2 separate regions of the Homo sapiens genome follow, and region 1 is linked to region 2. A link is a loop called in an ENCODE intact Hi-C map of the cell type or tissue named here. Cell type or tissue: gastrocnemius medialis. All regions are shown on one strand.

The links. Peaks named below come from ENCODE experiments on the same cell type or tissue, not always from the same donor. Only the 100,000 strongest peaks of a DNase experiment are listed, where the experiment ranks them.
Region 1: a loop joins it to region 2, with 5 times the contacts of the local background. A loop is called at or near these places in 3 of 110 quality-filtered maps.

Annotation. Positions count from the first base shown.
Region 1 is chr9:113,088,695-113,091,194 of GRCh38, forward strand. No RefSeq gene overlaps it. Among named protein-coding and RNA genes, the nearest start is that of FAM225B, 22 kb to the right of the region's middle. In gastrocnemius medialis, no CTCF peak of the experiment used is centred here; a DNase peak (open chromatin) is centred at 1,405; H3K27me3 peaks cover 989 bases.
Region 2 is chr9:113,043,473-113,045,972 of GRCh38, forward strand. It overlaps ZFP37 (ZFP37 zinc finger protein), which reads right to left. Exons shown (of 4, transcript NM_003408.3): 4 at 1-796. Among named protein-coding and RNA genes, the nearest start is that of ZFP37, 12 kb to the right of the region's middle. In gastrocnemius medialis, no CTCF peak of the experiment used is centred here; no DNase peak of the experiment used is centred here; H3K4me3 peaks cover 1,527 bases.

The DNA.
Region 1 (2,500 bases), 45 kb after region 2:
TCTAACTCTCCTGCCTCCCTGGCCCCTGCCACCCCCTCCACACACCAATCCGCACAGACGAGACACTCGACCCTCACTCACCTCGTCCTCTCTCAGAACCCTCCCGGTTCTTGCGGGTCTCCATCTTCCCCTGCTTTCCACAGGGAGGTCTGTCTTCTCCCGTCTCCTCAAGGGACAGCTTCCCCATCCAGGAAAGAGCTCTGTGTTCCCGGCGAGGAGGCTCTACCCTCTGGCAGCCTGAGCAGCGCAAGCGGGGAAATGGCCGGTTGGGCGCAGCCGGCGGGCTTTGATAGGGAGCCAGGACCCCCTGCTGGGTGTTCCCAGGAGGATTGGCTGCGGACACGCCCACAGGCGCAGGCTACCTTGATTAGGTTAGGCGGGTTGGAGGGGTTCCGCTTTCTCCCTGGGTCCCTGCCGCTCTGTCTCCGGCAAGTGATGAGCAATTTTGCGGAGTGGCAGAACAGAGACAAAGGTAGCTGTGGGCTTCACGGTAATTTCAAAGGAAGTGCCCTACTTCGTTGCCCATTTCGAAGTCCTCTCTACCTCTGCGTTGGACGATTTCTCCACTTCCTGGTGTGCACCTGCGTGTGTGCGTGCCTGTGTGTGTGTGTGTGTGTGTGCGCGCGCGCGCGTGCTGGGGTGTGTGCACACTATGCCGAGAGTCGGGCAAATTTCGAGTGAAGGGAGACCGAGTCCCGCAGGTTCTCTTGCTCCTGCAGTCTGCGGAGGAAAAACTCCTTTCTGGCACGGCGGCAGGAATCCATCTACCGACGTTAGGAAAGGACAGGGTGTGCTTTCGTCCCAGCTTAGTTTTCTATGGAGAAACAGGCAGCAGAGGAGAGTGGGCCAGAGGGCCACATTTTGCCCACGACCAGCCAGGTTTGAGTTGGTTCCTCCTAGGCCTCACGGTCTGATTTTCTCCTCCCCTTTGTGTACCCGACGGGTGTTGCTGTGAGCTCAGGACCATCCCGGCGGGCTGCGGATGGGATCATCGTGTGTGTATGGCCACAGCCCTCCGCCTCGCTCGCTCGGTGAGCACGTGAATCAAGGAAGGGGCACACGACTCTAGGCAGGACCCGGCGGGGTGTGGGGAGGAGAAACTCGGTAAGAGAAGAGAGGGAGAGGGAGACGTGCGAGGCGCAGGCTGTCCCAGGCGAGTCTGAGAAACGGCGTGCGCGGAGACGTCCGCCAGAAAGCAAGCAGGCGAAAGGAAATGGAACATCCGCAGGGCCGGTGCCGTGGGATCCGGTCACGCCCTGACGGCTTTCGGGGACATCTCAGGCTCGCTGTCTCTGCCTTGGACCTGGCGCAGAGAGGAGTGAGGCCTGAGGACAGGGCTGCGTGGCCAGCTGGGTGTGGGAGGTGCCAACACAGTAAGGGCTGCTCAAGGGGTGGCCGGGAGCGATACGGGGGGGTTGCTCAAGAAATCACCGCTGGAACTGGGATCCAGTCATCCCACTTCTGGACGTATCGCCTAAGGACACGAAATCGGGTTGTGGTGCAAATATGTGTCCTGCTGCATTGGTTGTCGGCACGCTGCCTGTAACCAAGACGTGGAATCGACCGAAGTACCCTTCAGCAGATGACTAGAGAAGGACAAATGAATAGGGTTCGTAGAACAAACACATCAGGGAAAGGAAAGGAAAGCCTGTCATCTGGGACGTTATGCATGGACCCAAAAGTCATGGTGCCCAGTGAAATCAGCCAGGCCCATCCGACCCGTATTGCGTGATCTCCTTGTGATGTTGGATGGAGAAAATGCTGTGAGGATCAGGAAAGTAGAGAGGAGAAAGGTGGTTGGCTGGGCCTGGGGCCGGTGTAGGGGCAGGTGTAGGGGCAGGGAAAGGATGCCAATGCGAGATGTGGGTCAAAGGGCACAAAGTTTCCGAGAGACAGGTGGAGTGCTTCCTGGATATCCGTGGCAGGGCAACGTGAGTACGGTGGAGCAGAATGTAAGGTTCTCGTGAATATATCCACGGGAGTAGAGCTGAAAATTCTCCTGAGCGGGGACAGGGGACGCATGTGTGGTGATAAGTGTGTGAATTCGGCCGATTCTAGTGAATTCCCTAATGAAGACGTCACACACGGTTAGTGTGTATCATATTTATTGTCGTTTAAACTGGACTGATCCAGCTGCCGATGGGTTCCTGTGTTTATCTCTACAGCCTTCTTCTTTGCTTTGTGAGCACGTGAGTCAAAGAAAGAGCTCAATTGTCGGCAGGAATCGGGTAGAAACTCAGGAAGTTTGGGAAAGGAGATTCAGATATTTGGGGCCCTGCCTGTTTTTGGCAAGCCATAGAAAATTTGTTTCCAAAGAGCTGTGCCCAAAAGGGAAAAGCTGAAAAGAAATTTTAATGTCTGGAATGCTAGTGTCATGGGATTCATTCATGGTCTTAAGTCTTTTATATACATCTCAAGGGCCCTCCAAACGAGTCAGCATGGATTGTAGTGTGGCCTTTCTAGAGGGTTTGTTGTTCAGCTTGTTTTCTGAGATGCCCGG
Region 2 (2,500 bases):
CATTCAGCACATTCATAGGGCTTTTCTCCAGTATGAATTCTTAGATGGTCAGTGAGTGCATGTTTATGACCATGGGCTTTGCCACACTGAATACATTCATATGGTTTTTCTCCGGTGTGAGTTCTCTGATGTACAACAAGGTGTGACTTTTGGCTAAAGGCTATCCCACATTCATTACATTCATATGGTTTCTCCCCAGTATGAACTCTCTGATGGTCAATGAGTCCTTGTTTATGGCTGAGAACCTTTCCACATTGATTACATTCATAGGGTTTCACACAAGCTTGAGGTTTTTCATGCTTAGTAGATGAGCTAAGGCTGGGTGATTTCTCATGTTTCTCTCCAGTTTGAATTTTGTCCTGTTTAATATGGGATGAACTATGACAGCATAATTTGTCATGTTTTTTGCCAGTTTTGTTACACTTATCAGATGAGCTATGGCTGGATAATTTCTCATGTTTCTTTCCAGTTTGCTTTTTGCCTTTCCTTGTATCAGATAAGCTATGGTTGAATGACTTCTTGTGTTCTTTAGCTGCATCAGATTTCCTTTTTACACAGTTTCTTGAGTGATCAGGTAAATCTAAATTCTGTTTCAAAATTTTTCCACATGACTCAAATTTAAGAAGCCTTTTCTTTGAAGGAACATGTTTTTTATGCAAATTATTTTTTTTCCCCAGTGAACCACAGTCACTGCCATTCTTCTTAGCTTGAGTTTTCTTCTTGACTGCAACTTCCCTGAGGAGTTTGTTTTGAGATTTCTGGATATTTTCAAGCTGGTCATCATCTTTCTGGACTTCTAAAATGGAATTCAGTGAGATATTCTTGTGAATCTTTGTACTCTTATATTTTGGAATAAAACTGGTAAAGAAATGACCTGTTGTAGGGTTAAATTTTTATTCAAGCCTGGTATACCAATGTGAATGAAACAACTAGGGTGAATGGACTTGAGGGGGAAAATGTTGTAGTAAAAAGAGGTGGGAAAAGTGACAATAGTGATTTTTTAAAGTTTTTGCTGCTTAAAAATATGAGTGAGCAACCTGGGATAGAAGATGAAATAAACACAGGGAGAAGTGAACAGGGAATAGATGGAGTTAAAAGAGCTTATGATTGTAGCTGATACTTTTTGAGGTTTCTTATAAGCCCAAGCTGCCCAGTTCTGATAACTCCCAAGCTGGCCATAATATATTGCTCCTGCAGCCTATACTATATTACCCCAATTCTCCATGGGCACAGTTGGAGACAAATCTGACTCAAACCAAGATGTCCAACAAGATTCTTTCTTCTAACAAATTTGACTCCAGTTAGTCTCCACTTGGTACTTAAATTTAGAAATTATATAAAGCAGGTACTAGTAAACCATATTTTCTCTACGTAAACAGAAAGCTCGTCAAGTCAAAGTATGAACCATCCACACACCGAGAAGCAGAGACATAAGAACTGCGTCTTTAAAGAGATCATTTGCACAATTTCAATTCCCAATGGCTTCCTAGTTCCTTCCTAGTTCCTATTTCTAGTCCCTGGTGAGGACTGGCTGAACTATCTTGCCCTTAGCTTGTAAGGGATGTACCCAGGTCCTTATCACAAATTCCTGTATTTACTGAAGCTAGCTAACATAAACTTTTGTTATTATATCCAAAAAAGCCAGAAAAGAAAAATAAAGTGAGTCCACCAAGAAGTACTGATGAGCTGATAAGTGGCTAAGAGAATAAATAGGAAAGGTTATCCACTTTATACTACTCATGGTGAATTTTTCTTGTAGTGCTTAGATCTTTTCCTGCTGACATATCTTTTCCTTTCTATTGCTACCACTGAAATGACCCCTAAAATGATATTCTTGTACTTTAAAAATCCCTAGTTTCTCTAAATTACCTGATGCTTTCATCAAATGATAAAATTCATAGTAATTAGCTTAGCAAACAAACTTTACTCAATCTGATTTGTAGTGTACATCCAACCTTGTTTTGTTTTCCAATAGTTTGCTATGGAATATATATTTGTTCTTTTCAGGTCTTTCTAATTGTCAGTTATAAATTTTAAGTTTATTCCCAGCTCTAAGTGGTTGCTCATATTCTTTCTGCCATACATTATACACTTACACATTTTGAGATGTCTTCTTAATCCCTGCTTCCCTTCTCTGAGACCATTACCCACACTGAAAGCTGTGGGCCACTATGTTTGTATTACATAATCCAAATTCTGGCTAAAAACAATTGATTGGACCGTGGTAAACACCAGGTAGTCCAATAATATTCTTTTGCCTAAGAACCTGAAATTGAAATTTATAGACTTCTGTTAGCTAGCTATGGATACTACATGTATAAAAACCTATAATCTTAAGAGCTGGGGCCACCATTTAGGGGTGTCATTTTTCAGCTACATGCTATAGCATGGAATAGCAGAAAAAGCTTCAGAGTGAGAATTAAACAGTCTTAGAGAGAAGCAGATATAAAAATCCCCATGACTTCAGAGAGAAAGAAGCAGGAAGTGAATAGCCACCTTG